2 separate regions of the Homo sapiens genome follow, and region 2 is linked to region 1. A link is an interaction called in ENCODE POLR2A ChIA-PET data of the cell type or tissue named here. Cell type or tissue: Caco-2. All regions are shown on one strand. Links, peaks and the distances in the headings refer to the core of each region. The heading gives the core; the rest is flanking DNA.

The links. ChIA-PET counts read pairs that join two places held together with the same protein. Peaks named below come from ENCODE experiments on the same cell type or tissue, not always from the same donor. Only the 100,000 strongest peaks of a DNase experiment are listed, where the experiment ranks them.
Region 2: POLR2A ChIA-PET joins it to region 1 with 12 read pairs; 4 of 35 experiments call an interaction of 5 or more read pairs at or near these places.

Annotation. Positions count from the first base shown.
Region 1 is chr7:74,613,599-74,622,467 of GRCh38, reverse strand. No RefSeq gene overlaps it. Among named protein-coding and RNA genes, the nearest start is that of MIR10525, 22 kb to the right of the region's middle. RefSeq lists enhancers at 4,495-5,059, 5,060-5,625. In Caco-2, for the core only: no CTCF peak of the experiment used is centred there; no DNase peak of the experiment used is centred there.
Region 2 is chr7:74,522,284-74,531,152 of GRCh38, reverse strand. GTF2IRD1 (GTF2I repeat domain containing 1) reads right to left here. Exons shown (of 27, transcript NM_005685.4): 8 at 6,999-7,082; 9 at 1,236-1,419. Among named protein-coding and RNA genes, the nearest start is that of WBSCR23, 5.9 kb to the left of the region's middle. In Caco-2, for the core only: no CTCF peak of the experiment used is centred there; a DNase peak (open chromatin) is centred at 5,122.

The DNA of each region.
Region 1 (8,869 bases), core at 442-8,441:
TTTTTTTTGTAGAGATGGAGTCTTGCTGTGTTGCCCAGGCTAGGCTTGAACTCCCGGCCTCAAGCAGCCCTCCTCCCTCAGCCTCCTAAAGTGCTGGGATCACAGGCATGAGCCACTGTGCCTAGCCTGTAGATGCCCTTTATCAGGTTGGAAAATGATAACTTACGCTTAATAGTAATTTTTCTCCTCTCCTCTCCTCTTCTCTCCTTCCCTCTCCTTTCCTCCCCTCTCCTCCCCTCCCCTCCGCCCCCACTTCTTTTTTCTTTTTTCTTTTTTTGAGACAAGGTCTTGCTCTGTCACCCAGGCTGGAGTGCAGTGGTGTGATCTTGGCTCACTGCAACCTCCACCTCCCAGGCTGAAGAGATTCTCTTGCCTTGGTCTCTGAATAGCTGGGACTAGAGGCACGTGCCACCACGCCCAGCTAATTTTTGTATTTCTTTTTTTTTTTTTTTAATTTTTGTATTTTTTGTAGAGATGGGGTTTCACCATGTTGCCCAGGCTGGTCTCGAAATTCCTGAACTTGGGTGATCCGCCCGCCTCGGCTTCCCAAAGTGCTGGGGTTACAAGTGTGAGCCAATATGCCTGGCCGATAATTTTCATATAAGGTCATTTGCACAGTGTTTGGCACAGAATAAGCCATGAGGAATATTCGTTGTCATCATCATCATTGTCATCAACATCCACTTAACCATCTTCTACTGTGGAACATTTAGATATTGCCTCTATTTGATTATTATAAATAGCCCAGTGATGAACATCTGTGCTGATCAATGTGTCCTTTTAAAACCAAACAGGGGCCGGGCACGGTGGCTCACACCTGTAATCCCAGCACTTTGGGAGGCCCAGGCAGGTGGATCACCTGAGGTCAGGAGTTCCAGACCAGGCTGGCCAACACGGCAAAACCCCATCTCTACTAAAAATACAAAAATTAGTCAGGCGTGATGGTGCATGCCTGTAATCCCAGCTACTCGGGAGGCTGAGGCAGGAGAATCACTTGAACGTGGGAGATGGAAGTTACAGTGAGCTGAAACTGCACCACTGTGCTCCAGCCTGGGCGACAGAGCGAGGCTCTATTTAAAAAAACAAAAAACGCTGGGTGCGGTGGCTCATGCCTGTAATCCCAACACTTTGGGAGGCCGAGGTGGGCGGATCACCTGAGGTCGAGAGTTCAAGAACAGCCTGACCAACATGGAGAAACCCCACCTCTACTAAAAATACAAAATTAGCTGGGCTTGGTGGCACATGCCTGTAATCCCAGCTAGTCAGGAGGCTGAGGCAGGAGAATCGCTTGAACCCGGGAGGCAGAGGTTGTGGTGAGCTGAGATTGCACCATTGCACACTCCAGCCTGGGCAACGAGAGCGAAACTTCGTCTCAAAAAAAAAAATTATGCTTTGAAAGACACCATCAAGAAAGTGAGAAGAAAATCTCAGAACAGGGAACCATTTTTACAAATCATATATCTGATCCAGGACTGTATCTAGATATGTAAAGAACTATAACTCAATAATAAAAAGACAAGGATTGCCGGGCGCAGTGGCTCTCGCCTACCATCCCAGCATTTTGGGAGGCTGAGGCGCGCAGATCACGAGGTCAGGAGTTTGAGACTAGCCTGACCAACATGGTGAAACCCCGTCTCTACTAAAAATACAAAAATTAGCCAGGCGCAGTGGCAGGAGCCTGTAATCCAGCTACTCGAGAGGGACAGGGAAGGATCCTAATGCTAAAAGAAAAAAAAAAAAAGAAAGAATGAGGGGACTGCATGGAGAGCTTTTTTTTTTTTTTTTTTTGAGACGGAGTCACGCTCTGTTGCCCAGGCTGGAATGCAGTGGCATAATCTCGGCTCACTGCAACCTCTGCCTCCCAGATTCAAATGATTCTTGTGCCTCAGCCTACCAAGTAGCTGGGACTACAGGCAGCTGTCACCATGCCTGGCTAATTTTTTTTTTTTTTGAGACTGAGTCTTGCTCTATTGCCCAGGCTATAGCACAGTAGTGTGACCTTGGCTCACTGTAACCTCCGCCTTCTGGGTTCAAGCAATTCTCATGCCTCAGCCTCCCGAGTAGCTGGGATTACAGGCGCCCTCCACCACGTCTGGCTAATTTTTGTATTTTTAGTAGAGATGGGGTTTCACCATGTTGGCCAGGCTAGTCTCGAACTCCTGACCTCAGGTGATCCGCTGGCCTTGGCCTGCCAAAGTGCTGGGATTACAGGCATGAGCCACTGCGCCCGGCCCATGCCTGGCTAATTTTTTTGGGGGGATGGAGTTTCTCTCTTATCGCCCAGGCTGGAGTGCAATGGCGCGATCTCGGCTCACTACAACCTCTGGCTCCCGGGTTCAAGCGACTCTCCAGCCTCAGCCTTCCAAGTAGCTGGGATTATAGGCGCCCACCATCACGCCTGGCCAATTTTTTTTTTTTTTTTTTTTTTCAGTAGAGACGAGGTTTTACCACGTCGACCAGGCTGGTCTCAAACTCCTGACTTCAGGTGATCTACCCACCTCGGCCTCCCAAAGTGCTGGATTACATGCATGACCCACCTCGCCCAGCTGCCTGGCTAATTTTTATATTTTTAGTAGAGACGGGGTTTGCCCATGTTGGCCAGGCTGGTCTCAAACTCCTGACCTCAGGTGATCCATCCGCCTCAACGACCCAAAGTGCTGGGATTATAGTCGTAAGCCACCGCGCCCAGCCTCCATGGAGAGCTTTTTTTTGTCGACGATGTTAGGGCCACTGCAGCCAGTATCACCTGTAGGCAGCCCCTGCAGATCCCTGAGTGGCTGCTGGCACAGGGGAGAGAACAGGTGCGGGGCTCAGCAGGGACTAACTCTCTGTCTAAAGGAGAAGGCAGAAATTCTGCCCCCTTGGATCTTGGAGATCTGTTTATGGGTCTGTATCTGCCTGCTAGCCAGCTGCTCGGGGGCCCAGGAGTCTCACTCCTCTCCCAGGGCCTGACCTTTGCAGACAGAGGGGGTGCTGGGAACTAGTGCGATGAATGACAGCACCCAGGACACCGGGGCCTGTGAATCTTCAGCGAGGAGGTGCCCTGGAGCTCAGGGAATCCCAACCACTGCCCGGGGATGACCTACAGGGAGGTGGGAAGTTGGTGGCTGAACCAGTATTAGCACCTAAGTGTCTCACACAGCCTGGCCCTCTCTCCTGGGGCATCTGTGTCTGGGCCTGCAGGAGGAAGCCCCTCAATTGCTCAGGCACACGGAGTGATTTCTTTCTTTAGGGGGCAATTTGTTCTTTTGTTCCCTCTCCTTCTCCCTCTCTTTCCTTTCTGAGAAATCTGATTAGAACTTTGAAAGCTGAGCCGTTTTAGGATCAGGTTGCCACATTTAGCAAATAAAAATAGGGGATGCTGTGTTGAATTTGAATTTCAGATAAACAACAAATAATTCTTGAGTGCAATCATGTTCCTTGCAATATATGGACATAACTTACACTAAAACAATTATTTGTTGTTCATCTGAAATTCACATTTGACTAGGCTTCTTGTATTTTATTTGGCAACCCTACTTTCGGAGCCACGATTCTGTTAACAATTGCTTTTTTTTTTTTTTTTTCAGAGCTGGAGTCTCACTCTGTCTCCCAGGCTGGAGTGCAGTGGCATGATCTTGGCTCACTGCTACCTCCGCCTCCCAGGTTCAAGTTATTCTCCCGCCTCAGCCTCCCAAGTAGTTGGGACCACAGGTGTGTGCCACCATGCCCAGCTAATTTTTGTATTTTGAGATGAAATTTCACCATGTTGGCATTTAATCAATTCTTTTTTTTTTTTTTTTTTTTTTTTTTTATGAGATGGAGTCTTGCCCTGTTGCCCAGGCTGGAGTGCAATGGCATGATCTCGGCTCACTGCAACCTCTGCCTCCTGGGTTCAAGCGATTCTCCTGCCTCAGCCTCCCGAGTAGCTGGGATTGCAGGCACCCACCACCAGGCCCAGCTAATTTTTGTATTTTTAGTAGAGACAAGGTTTCACCATGTTGGTCAGGCTGGTCTAGAACTCCTGACCTCGTGATCTGCCCGTCTCGGCCTCCCAAAGTGCCGGGATTACAGGCGTGAGCCACCGCACCCAGCGCGATTTTACCATGTTGGACAGGCTGGTCTCAAACTCCTGACCTCAAATGATCTGCCACCCACCTTAACCTCCCAAAGTGCTGGGATTACAGGTGTGAGCCACTGCGCCCGACCCGTGTTAGCAATTTCACTTGGTCCCTGTGCAGAAGCTGCAAAGAGAAGACTTTTACTGGGTCAGAAAGGAGGAGGGGGCACAGGAGTCAGTCCAGGTTTCAGGAATTTGGCCCCAAAAGGCAGGAGAACCTCTTGAGGACAGGAGTTTGAAACCAGCCTGGGAAGCATAGTGAGACCCCATTTCTACAAAAATAAAAATTAGCCGGGCATGGTAGCGTGTGCCTGTGGTCCCAGCTACTCAGGAGGCTGAGGCAGGAGAATCATGGATCACTTGAACCTGGGAGGTCGAGGCTGCAGTGAGCTGTGATTACGCCACTGCGCCTCCACCTGGGTGTTAGAGCAAGGCCCTGTCTCTAAAAACAGAAAAAAAAAAAAAAAAAAAAGCAGAGAGAGAAAAGAAAGAAACCCTTCTCTCTGCTGGCTCCCCCAGAACCTAGCTGGGTCCTGCAAAACTAACCCCACTGCCATTTCCCTCTGCCATCTCTCCTTTGAACAATCCCCACGGATCTCTGCTTGGTCCCAGCCTGTCTGAGTTTCCAAGAACAGAAGGAACGATGGCACCTGCTGCAAGATGTTGAGAGATAAATGAGGAAGCCGCTCAGACAGCCAGAAAGACAGGAAACCCTTGGCTGCCTCGAGAGAGGAAATAGGAGCAGGGAGGCAGGGGTGTGGGAGGGGGTTTGGGCCAGCAGCACTGTGATCCCCACCCCCGTCCCCACCACGTGGCTTCACAGGGCAGGCGCCATGAAGGCTCTGAGCAGCAAAGAGCTGCTGACCAAGAAGACATGGATCATGTGCAAGCATGGCCACATGGTTTTGTTTGTTACTGGGCACACGCCTGGCTCCTGTGTGCCCCAGCCCAGCTCAGCTGCATGTAAGATGGGATCCAGCCACCATCTCAGAGCCCCAGAGCAGGGCAGGTAACTGGGTCTGCTCATGAGAGCCAGGGCACACCTCTGGGGAGCCTGGGGCCAGCGCCACATGCCACAGCTGTCACTCTGCTCCTCTGCCAGGCTGCACTTGCCCCTCTGGGTCTCATGTCCCCAGGCAGGGCCCTGCCGGTCTCCTGGATGCCTGCTGCATTAGGCTAATGGAACTGGAGCCTGACCCTTTGCACCAAGGAATTTGGAGCAACTCTGAATCTGGTGGCCTGGGCTCAAACTGGAAAACTCCACCGAACCTTCCATGTCCTCAGTCTCCCTAGGCCTGCACCTACCACACTCTGCCACCACGCCCGGCTAATTTTGTATTTTTAGTAGAGACTGAGTTTCGCCGTTGGGAGGCTCAGGCAGGAGAATCGCTTGAACTTGGGAGGCAAAGGTTGCAGTGAGCGGAGATCACACCACTGCACTCCAGCCCGGGTGACAGAGCGAGATTCTACCTCAAAATAAATAATTAATTAATTAATTAAAAAATAGAAACCTCATAATCTCTCCATTGTCTCTAATCTTATCCCTTGATATTGACTATCAATGTTAATGGCAAGATATGTATCCTTCAGCATCTTTATGCTCATGTAAGTGATCACACATACACACGTAATTTTTCTACCTTTTCTCTTTATTTTTATGAAACAGAGTCTTGCTCTGTGGTTCAGGCTGGAGTACAGTGGCACGATCATAGCTCACAGCACCCTCTACCTGCTGTGCTCAAGTGATCCTCCAGCCTCAGCCTCCGGAGTAGCTGGGACCACAGGCATGCACCACCATGGCTGGCTAATTTTCTAGCTTAATGAAAATGGAGCATATGGTGATCAGTCAGGATTGCATTCAGCTCCTGCAAACCGTGGCTTAAATAAGAAATGAGTTTCACTTTTCTTGGGTGACAGCAGCTCAGGGTTAGATGGTGCAGTCTGCAGCAGCTGCTGAAACACACACTCTCTCTCCTTATGCGCCCTATTTCCAGAGTGTCACTTTGGTCCCCACGGTCATAGATGGCTTCTGCCTTCTAGGCGCTGAGTGCACGGTCGGGGCGAGAGAAGACAAAGGGAAAGAGACATGTATCAGCCAACTCTGATTCAAAGCACAATATGTGCTATGGGAAAACAACAGTTGGCCAGGCATGGTGGCTCACGCCTGTAATCCCAGTGCTTTGGGAGGCTAAGGCAGGAGGATCGCTTGAGGTCAGGAGTTCAAGGCTGCAGTGAGCTATGATCATGCCACCAAACTCCAGCTTGAGTGACAGAATGAGACCTTGTCTAAAAACAAACAAACCAAAAAACGCTCATTGATTTTTGCCTGATTAGAAGTGTAATATGTGCTAATTTTAGAAAAATGTAAAAAAAAAAAAAGGAAAAAGAAAAGTATACAAAGAGAAAAGCATGAGGAAAAAATAAAAACACTCATAATCCCACTACTGAAAGATAATTACTACTTATATTTCTACACTGCCTTCCACTCTTTCTTCTACACTTGCTTTTTTTTTGAGATGAAGTCTTGCTCTCTTGCCCAGGCTGGAGTACAATGGCTCAATCTCAGCTCACTGTAAACTCTACCTCCCAGGGTCAAGCAATTCTCATGCCTCAACCTCTCCATTAGCTGGGATTACAAGCATGTGCCACCAGGCCTGGCTAATTTTTGTATTTTTAAAAAAATTAATTATTTATTTTTTTGAGACAGAGTCTCAAATTTTTTCTTTTTCTTTTCTTTTTTTTTTTTTTTTAATAGAGACGGGTTTCGCCATGTTGGCCAGGCTGGTTTTGAACTTCTGACCTCAAGTGATCCACCTGCCTCAGCCTCCCAAAATGTTGGGATTATAGATGTAAACCACTGCGCCCGGCCCCAAACAGAAACTCTTTACCCATTAAACGCTAACTCTCCATATCCCCTTCTCCTGATCTCTAGTTGCCTTTATTCTATTTTCTGTCTGTGTGAATTTACCTTTTCTAGATATATCACATAAGTGGGATTATACAATTGTTCCTTTTTTTTTTTGAGACGGAGTTTTACTCTTGTCACCCAGGCTGGAGTGTAGTGGCTTGATCTTGGCTCACTGCAACCTCTGCCTCCCGGGTTCAAGTGATTTTCCTGTCTCACCTTCCCAAGTAGCTGGGATTACAGTTGCCTGCCACCATGCCCGGCTAATTTTTTTTTTTTTTTTTTTGTATTTTTAGTAGAGACGGTATTTCACTGTGTTGGCCAGGCTGGTCTCGAACTCCTGACCTCAGGTGATCCACCCGCCTCGGCTTCCCAAAGTGTTGGGATTACAGGCGTGAGCCACTGTGCCCGGCCATTGAATTGTTCTTGATGGCTTATTTCCCTTAGCAATGGGCTTATGGCCTCCTGGGAAGACAACATGGTCACTTTTACTTCCTGGCCCTGACAGCCAACCCAAGTATCTTAGTCCATATGGGTTGTTACAACAAAAATACCATACACTGGGGGGTGACTTATAAACAACAAGCGTTTTCTTCTTACAGTTCTTTTTTTTTTTTTTTGAGACAGAGTCTCGCCTTGTCGCCCAGGCTGGAGTTCAGTGGCTCAGTCTTGGCTCACTGCAATCTCTGCCTCCCAGGTGCAAGCGATTCTCCTGCCTCAGCCTCTCGAGTAGCTGGCACTACAGGTGTGTGCCACCACACCCAGCTAATTTTGTTGTATTTTAGTAGAGACAGGGTTTCACCCTGTTGGCCAGGCTGGTCTTGAACTCCTGACCTCAAGTGATCTGCCCGCCTTGGCCTCCCTAAGTGCTGGGATTACAGACGTGAGCCATTGCGCCTGGCAGGTTTCTGACAGTTCTGGAAGCTGGGAAGTCCAAGGTCAAAGTGCTGGCAGATTTGGTGTCTGGTAAGGGAACCGTTTCTCATAGATGGTCCCTTCTCACATGTCCTCATATGGTGGAATGGGCAAACAAGCTTAAACAGGTCCCTTTTATAAGGGCACTAATCCCATTCATGAAGGCTTCACCCTCATCACCTTATCTCCTCCCAAAGGCCCCACCAGTTTAAGAAAATTTTTATGTTAGAGATGGGGTCGGCCGGATGAGGTGGCTCATGCCTGTAATCCCAGCACTTTGGGAGGTTGAGGCAGGTGGATCATGAGGTCAGGAGTTTGAGACTAGCCTGGCCAACATGGTGAAACCCCGTCTCTACTAAAAACACAAAAATTAGCCAGGCGAGGTGGCAGGCACTTGTAATCCCAGCAACTTGAGAGGCTGAAGCAGGAGAATCGCTTGAACCCGGGAGGGGGAGGTTGCAGTGAGCCAAGATGGCACCACTGTCCTCTAGCCTGGGTGACAGAGCAAGACTCCATATCCAAAAATAAATAAATAAAATAAAATAAAATAAAAATACAAAAATTAGCCAGGCATGGTGGTGCATGCCTGTAGTTCCAGCTACTTGGGAGGCTGAGGCAGGAGAATTGCTTGAACCCAGGAGGCGGGTGCCAAGATCGCACCACTGCACTCCAGCCTGGGTGACAGAGTGAGACTCTGTTCTCAGCATGAAGCCTGAAGGCTATGAAGAAGAAAAGAGCATTCTGGGCCAGGGGTGGTGGCTCACACCTGGAATCCTAGCACTTTGGGAGGCCAAGGCAGGAGGATCCCTTGAGGCCAGGAGTTAGAGACCAGACTGGGGAACATAGTGAGACTCCTGTCTACAAAACATTAAAAAAAATTAGCTGTGGCCAGGCGTGGTGGCTCATGCCTGTAATTCCAGCACTTTGGGAAGCTGAGGCAGGCAGATCAC
Region 2 (8,869 bases), core at 372-8,371, 91 kb after region 1:
GTGATCCACTCATCCTGGCCTCCCAAAGTGCTGGGATTACAGGCGTAATCCAGGCCACCATGCCTGGCCTATTTTTTATTTTTTGAGATGGGGTGTCACTCTGTCACCCAGGCTGGAGTGCAGTGGCACGATCATAGCTCACTGCAGTCTCGAACTCCTGTGGTCAAGTGATCCTCCCATCTCAGCCTCCAAGTAGCTGGGACTACAGGTACCTGCCACCATGCCTGGCTAACTTTTTAAATATTTTGCAGAGATGGGGTCTCGCCATGTTGCCTGGGCTGGTATCAGGCCTGGTTTATGTAAATGAGGCACAGAGTGGTTAAGTAACTTGCCCAAGGACGCCCAGGTCGGAAATGTCTTCAGGTGCACCGATGCACTTAATGATGTTTTAATTCACAAGGGAAATAAGGACAATGAAAAAACACCTCATGCTTATTAAACATCTGCTACATGTCAGGTGTGTTTCATCCACTTTTTCATTTTATGTTAGGAAAACTTGGGTCGGGGGGGCCATCATTGTCCCTTCCCCCCACCCCTGCCGCCTTTTTTTTTTTTTTTTTTTTTTTAAGAAACAGGGCCTTGCTCTGACACTCAGGCTATGCAGGCCTGGGCAATATAGCAAGATCCCATCTCTATTCAAAAAAAAAAAAAAAAAAAAATTACAAAGTGCCTGATTAGGCCAGACACCGTGCCTGCATTTTCCATTCAATCCTCAAAAGGCCCAGAAGGAATAGGCCACACAGCTACACAAGGAGCTATAACAGAATTCTCTCTCAGACTCGTCTTATTCTCTGTGTTAAGTTAGAGAACCCATTCATTCTGCCCCTGCCCCATCATTGCCTCCCCAGGCCCCTGCTTAGCCCACATGCCCCAAAACCCGGAGCCCAAGCCAAGCCCGGAGCAGAAGGCCAGACCCCTACGCCCACCCGCACCTCTCTTTTTTGAGACAGAGTCTCACTTTGTCACCCAGGCTGGAGTGCAGTGGCATGATCTTGGCTCATTGCAACCTCTGCCTCCCGGGTTCAAGAGATTCTCCTGCCTCAGCGTCCCAAGTAGCTGGGATTACAGGCACCCACCACCACACCTGGCTAATTTTTGTATTGTTAATAGAGACGGGGTTTTGCCATGTTGACCAGGCTGGTCTCGAACTCCTGGCCTCAAGCGATCTGCCTGCCTTGGCCTCCCAAAGTGCTGGGATTACAGGCATGAGCCACTGCGCCCAGCCCCACCCGCACCTCTTAATGATGAAGTGGATACTATGGCGCTCCTCCAGGATCCGCTTCAGCTTGGGGACTCCATAAGTGCAGGGGCGCTTGAAGGGGATCTTGTCCGGGATGCCCACGATCTCCACAGCCTCCGGGTCACAGGCAATCTTCCGGTAGGGCACGGGGACCATGTGGTCCAGGCCCAGGGCTTCCGCTGGAAAGACAACCAAACAGCAAGGCTGAGTGTTAGACAGGCTGCTGGACACACAGGACCCGGGAGCTGCGGTCCCCATCACCTCCCACCGTCCCCACTCCACTCTGGCCATGTAGCGGCCAGAGGGATCCTGCAGAAATGTCAAAATCATATCACTTTTCTGTTAGGAAATTGGCTGGGCTGGGTGCGGTGACTCATGCCTGTAATTCCAGCACTCCGGGAGGCTGAGGTGGACAGATGGCTTGAGCCCAGGAGTTCAAGACCAGCCTGGACAACACAGCAAGACCCCATCTCTGCAGAAAGTAAAATACAAAAAGCTAGGTGTGGTGGTGCACGCCTGTGGTCCCAGCTACTCGGGAGGCTGAGGTGGGAGAATCACTTGAGCCTAGGAGTTCGAAGCTGCAGTGAGCCAAGATCATGCCACTGCACTCCAGCCTGGGCAACAGAGTGAGACCCTGTCTCAAAAAATAAAAATAAAAAATGTCCAGTGGCTCCCATCTCATTTGGTGACAGCCAAAGTCCTACGTATGTGACTTCATCACCTCTGGCCTCATCTGCCCCCTTCATGCCTCTGTGTGCTCCCCCTACCCCTGCCGCCCCCTTGGTGCTTCCCCTACAGGCCAGGAGCATACACTCGGTTCAATGCCTTTGTACCTGCTCTTCTGTCTGCTCAGATCCCTTTCTCCTAGAAATCCATAAACATCCATCCATCAGTCCGTCTATCCATCCATCCATCCATCCGTCTATCCATCCATCCATCCATCCATCCATCCATCCATCCATCCATCCACCCATCCACCCGGTTGTCCGTCCATCCATCCATCCATCCATCCATCCATCCATCCATCCATCCATCCATCCATCTGCCCATTCATCCATCCATCCTTTCATCCATCCATCCATCCATCCATCCATCCATCCATCCATCCACCCACCCACCCACCCGGCTGTATATCCATCTGCCCATCCATCCATTCATCCATCCATCCATCCATCCATCCATCCATCCATCCATCCATCCATCCACCCATCTTTCCTTCCCTCCCTCCCTCCCTCCCTCCTTTCAGGTGTTTGCTCAAATAGCACTTTGGCAGCCTAACACAGCCTCCTCCATCCCTCATTCCCTCCCCTGCTGTGTCTGTCATCCACTGGTCATCACCTGACACTACATCCACACTCATCTCTATGTGTACTGTCTAGAAAGGAAGCTGCATAAGAACAGGGGTTTTGGCCAGGTGCAGTGGCTCATGCCTGTCATCCCAGCACTTTGGAAGGCTACAGTTGTTGGGAAATGCTTGAGCCCAGGAGTTCAAGACCAGCCTGGGCAACACAGTAAGAAGCCATCTCTATAAAAATACAAAAAATTAGCCGGGCTTGGGCCTGTAGTCCCAGCTACTTGGCAGGCTGATGCTGGAGGATCGCTTGAGTCCAGGAGTTCGAAGATGCAGTGAGCTGTGATTGCACCACTACACTCCAGCCTGGGTGACAGAGCGAGACTGTCTGAAAAAGAGTAGGGGTTTTGTTTTCTGCCTTGCCACTGCGACCTCAATGGGGCTGGGCACACACTAAGTGCTTTCTGCATAGTGAATATACAAATGGCTAAAGGAAGTGCCCAAGCTTGAGATTAGCTCCTGGCAGGCGAGTAGTTGCACAGGTGAGCACAGGTGTGTGCCTTCTTCCAGGGAGGAGCTTGGCACGCCCTTCATTCACCAGCGCCATAAACAAAACACACCCCAGAAGCTGACGGCTCTGCCAACAGCCAAGCAGACAGAATCCAGGCTCATGCCCAGGCTACTTGCTCTGTTTTCCCAGACTTGTGCCATTTCAGTCATTCACTTCGACCCCAGCTACACGTTTTCATTAATTCATTCATCAAATACTTTTTTTTTTTCCCTGATGGAGTCTTGCTCTGTTGCCCAGGCTGGAGTGCAGCGGCACAATCTTGGCTCACTGCAAACTCCCTGACTGGGTTCAAGCAATTCTCCTGCCTCAGCCTCCCGAGTAGCTGGGATTACAGGCGTGTGCCACCACGCCCAGCTAATTTTTGTATTTTTAGTAGAGTCAGGGTTTCACCATGTTGGCCAGGCTGGTTTTGAACTCCTGACCTCAGGTGATCCGCCTGCCTTGGCCTCCCAAAGTGCTGGGATTAAAGGAGTGAACCACAGTCCCCGGCCCCACACCAAATACTTTTTAAGCACCTACTATGTTCCTAATACAAGCTGGTACTTTCTTTCTTTCTTTTTCAGAGACAGGGTCTTGCTAACAGCCCAGGCTGAAGTGCAGTGGCATAATCATTGCTCACTGCAGCCTCGACTTCTGGCTAAAGTCATCCTCCTACCTCAGCCTTTTGAGTAGCTAGGACTACAGGCATGTGTTACCATGCCCAGCTATTTACTTTTTTATTTTTTGAAGAGACGGGGTCTTGCTATGTTGCCCAGACTGATCTTGAACTCCTGGGCTCAAGTGATCCTCTTGCCTCAGCTTCCCAAAGTGCTAAGATTACAGGCATGAGCCACCGCTCCTGGCCTTAAGCAAGTACTTTCATGGGTCACCCTTCCCCTGACCTGAGTATCCACTTCACTCTTGCCTCCCCGTATGACCATGGACGGGGCCTCGATACACTGTCCTCCCTCCAGGCTCCCATATCTCCTGGCTGTTCCTCAGGCCCCTCCCTGTCCTAGCCCTGCTTCTCTGGCCACACTATGCTTTGTCTGTGTTCCTGTAAGTGCCAGCCCAGAGCTGGACCTCCCTCCAGCCCTGCTTGGGCCCTCCCTTGGGTGCCTCTGACACTGTTTTCCTGTTGATGCAGCGGCCCAGGTCTGCGTTGGCGGCTTTGGCATCCAGATCCCACTGAGATGTCACACTTAGCTCGTTGTCAAATGAAACCTTCGAAATCTCAACAGCTGGCAAAGCATCTCTCCCCACTTCCCCCCCACCTCCCACATCAGCAGCCACCCCCAGCCCCAGCCCTTGAGCAATTGGTCCTTTGAGTGCCTGTGAATTTGTCTCCGTCTGGTTCATCTGGTTTATTGGGGCTTGTCTTTTCAGCACTGGGGAGATTCAGTGGACAGAGGGCCAACCCCCGAACCCTGCTGTTGCCCCTTGGGAAGGGGCTGCCTTCATGCAGTGCCACCATGCACCCTCCTCGGCCCCTCACCTGGTCCCAGCATCATCCCAGAGGACATGTCCTCGAGACTTCCTGAAGCCTAATGTTTCCCCCAATTCTAATTTTTCTGTTTCTTCCTCCTTTGTACCACCCACACTGTCACTGGCCCAATTCACCCAGATTTGGTGGCTGGTAGAGCTGGGAGCAGGGTTTGCTCACCCACGACCAGTGGAATGCCTTGGGCTGCCAGACCCCGTCCCCACCACCCGTGGGGTCCCCAGTACTGGGCAGCTGCCTTCTCCCCCACGCAGCTCCCCAGAGGGAGCTCCGGCTTTATGGGGAACAAGATCTTGACCACTCCACACCCAACACTCTTTGGATGTGACTCAGGAACTGACATTTGGAAAAGGCTTGGCATTTTGGAAAGTCCAGAGCGTGGGACAGGCCAGAACACTGGCCTGGGCAGAACCCTCCCAAGGCAGGCAGAGCCGGCTCCTCCCTGGTTCCCCTCCCCCAACCTCCGCCTGGCTCACACCTGCCTGGGGCGGGGAGAGACTCAGGGGCAGGTGCAGACAGCCCTTTGCAGCTCTGAGGAGTGAGGAGGCGTGGCTGGGCCAGGGTGGCCACATCAAAGGTAGCTGGCTATCCCAGGCTCCTCACTAAGGCCTCCAGAGTCTTGTTCAGCCCCATGTCAATGTGGAAGGTCCAGCCCACACGCAGAGGCTGCCCCAGACGTGGTCACAAGACACCTCGTCCATGAAGCCACCCCTGACTTCCCAGCCTATTGAGACTGTTTCTTCCTTGGAATTATCCTCCCTTCTTTTTTTTTTCTTTTTAAATTCTTTCCTTAATGATTTTCTTTTCTTTTTTTGAGAGAAAGTCTCACTCTGTCACCCAGGCTGGAGTGCAGTGGCGTGATCTCGGCCCACTGCAACCTCTGCCTCCCGGGTTCAAGTGATTCTTCTGCCTCAGCCTCCCAAAGTAGCTAAGATTACAGGTGCATGCCACCATGCCACGCCCAGTTAATTTTTGTATTTTTGTAGAGACGGGGTTTCACCATGTTGGCCAGGCTGGTCTCGAACTCTCGAGCTCAAGTGATTCACCTGCCTCGGCCTCCCAAAGTGCTGGGATGACAGGCATGAGCCACAGCGCCTACCACTTGTGTTTTCTTTCCAGAGTGCGGTGGGCTGACATCTGCTATGAGCCTGACTCTGTCCTGGGTGCTAGGGACAAAGAGAGGGGTTGGGTGCAGTCCTGGCCCTCAGGGAGACAGCGGCAGGCAGGGGGCGTCAAGTTCCCAATGTGTCACAGAGAGGGAACCATCAGGGTACCCAGGCCTACCTGGCCCAGGCTGGGGACCCAAAGGCTTCCTAGAGGAGGTGACTCCCAAGACGAGTCTCAAAGAACAATTAGGAATTTGTCCCTAAAATGTGAAAAGACTGTGCCAGACAGAGGGCACAGCACAGGTAAAGCTGGGAGGTGGGAAATGGTGTGTTACTGTGGGGGACTTGCACATGAGGCCAACAGAGATTTTTCTGGGCCTTATGGATAGTTCCCCTGATGGGCAATCTGTTTTGTTTGTTTTTTTGTAGAGATAGGGTCTCGCTCTGTCACCCAGGCTGGAGTGCAGGGGTACAATCGTAGCTCACTGTAGCCTCAACCTTCTGGACTCAAGCAATCCTCCCACCTCAGCCTGCAAGTAGCTAAGACCACAGGTGTGTGGTTAATTTTTTAATTTTTAATTTGTATTTATTTATATTTTTTGAGACAGAGTCTCACTGTGTCACCAGGCTGAAGTGCAATGCCACGATCTCGACTCACTGCAACCTGCACCTCCTAGGTTCCAGTGATTCTGGTGCCTCAGGATCTGAGTAACTGGGATTACAGGCGTGTATTACCACACCCAGTTAATTTTTGTATTTTTAGTAGAGACAGGGTTCTGGCATGTTGGCCAGGCTGGCCTTGAACTCCTGACCTCAGGTGATCCGCCTGCCTCTGCCTCCCAAAGTGCTGGGATTACAGGCATGAGCCACTGCACCCAGCCTAGTTAAAAAATTTGTTTTTGTAGAGATGGGAGGTCTCACTGTGTTGGTCAGGCTGGTCTTGAACTCCCGGCCTCAGGTGATCCTCCCACCGTGGCCTCCCAAAGTGCTGGGATGACAGGCATGAGCCACTGCGCCCGGCCCCCAGATGGGTAATCTCTGCCCCCAACCTGTCCCGCTCCCCGCCACTGAGCCCAGGTCTGGGGCTTTGCCATCAGTTCCGCCCCCTGAAGAATCTGGAAGGGAAATATTGACACAACCACCCCCTACCCAGACAGGAGGAGCCCGCGACGGATGACATTAGCGGTGCCGGCGCGCGGGAGCCAGCATATGGCTCCCGCTGCCGTGTTGGGGAACACGAGTGATTGCCACGTAATGAGATGCTCAACACGGCTGCTGGGGCCACACGGCGGGCCGCGCCGCCCACTCACCATATCTGCTGTTAAACAGGATCTGCACACACTCCCGGAGCGTGTTGATGTCCTCGGTTTCCTTTATGAAGGCGTCCCACTTCTCTATCAAAACACAGGAGGCACAAGTGAGCAGGGCCCCACGGGACGGTCACACGCCCTCCACCGGCCATGACCACCGGGCTTTCACCCCCAGAGCCCCCGAGGCCGGCCCCAGCCCCCAGTCCTTCCACCCTCTCCCACCTCGGACCATACACGAATTCAGGGTGCTCTGATGGTCCCCCGTCTGCCCGTTCCTGCCCTAACATTTGTCTCTGGCCTCTCCCACGGGTGTGGTGTCAGAACAGGCTCAGCCTGTCCATCCCGAGCCCATCCTGCCCCAGACATACAGGAGGCTGGAAGAGCAGTCCCTTCAGCAGAAAAAGAGGTCGAGTCTTATGTTTTTTTTTTTCCTTTAGATGGTGACTCACTCTGTCACCCAGGCTGGAGTGCAGTGGCGTGGTCTCAGCTCACTGCAACCTCTGCCTCCCAGGTTCAAGCGATTCTCCTGCCTCAGCCTCCCAAGTAGCTGGGATTACAGGGCACCTGCCACCACACCTGGCTTATTTTTGTATTTTTAGTAGAGATGGGGTTTCACCATGTTGGCCAGGCTGGTGTCGAACTCCTGACCTCAGGTGATCCACCCGCCTTGGCCTCCCAAAGTGCTGGGATTACAGGTGTGAGCCACCAAGTCCGGCCTGAGGTCGAGTATTTTATTTTTTAATTTAAATTTTTTTAAAAAAATAGAGACAGGGTCTCACTCTGTTGCCCAGGCTGGACTGCAGTGGTGCAATCATAGCTCACTGTAGCCTTGAACTCCTGGGCTCACGTGATCCCTCTGCCTCGGCCCCCCAGGCAGCTGGGATGACAGGTATGAGCCAACACTCCTGGCTGTGTTTTTTCCTTTTTTCTTTTTTACAGACAGGGTCTCACTCTGTTGCCCAGGCTGGAGTGCTGTGGTGTGATCATAGCTCACAGCAGCCTCCAACTCTTGGACTCAAACGATCCTCCCATTTCAGCCTCCTGAGTGGCTGCGACTACAGGTGCCTACCACCATGTCTGGCTAAGGGCTGAGTCTTGATCTTGAGAATCTAACCCTTGTACCTCCTACATCTGAGGTCTCACTCAGCACTGGCCTTGTTGGCTTCCCCCAAACTCTCAGCTCTGCTGGTCTCTCTCTCAAAACCTCTGTCTTGATTGAATAATAACAAGTGATCATTGGTTCATTTATAATCAGTAAAAGTAACAACTTTAACTTGTTAAGTGCTTATCTGTGCTAAGTACTTTATATATATAATAATATCCTATTTAATTCCTTATGACAAGTTTTAAACAGAGATATTAGTCCCATTTTGCAGATAGGAAAACTGAGGCTCAAAGAAACTGAGTATCTTGCTTGTGATAACCCAGTGAGATTCTATCCCAGCTTGTGTCCCTGGCCCATGGGCCTGTCATGATACTGTTCCATCTGGACATTCACATCTCCTCCCTGCCAGGGCTGGACCTTGTTTGGGGCAGTGACAGGTTGGGTTGTTGTTGGGGGGGAGGGTCCTCCATTCTGATCCCAGGGGACTGGGTTTTCTTTCTTTCTTAAAATTTTGTAGAGATGGGGTCTCACTAAGTTGCCCAGGCTGGTCTAGAACTTCTGGCCTCAAGCCATCCTCCCACCTTAGCCTCCCAAAGCACTGGGATTACAGGTGTGAGTCACCGCACCTGGCCTAGGACTGGGTTTTCTTACAGAACCTTTTCCTGGAGGTGAGGCTGAGGCCCTCAAAGCAAAACTGCTGGCAAGTCCTACTGCATTCCTTCTTGGTATAACTGAATCCCAAACTTTCCTACACTCAGGCCTTCTG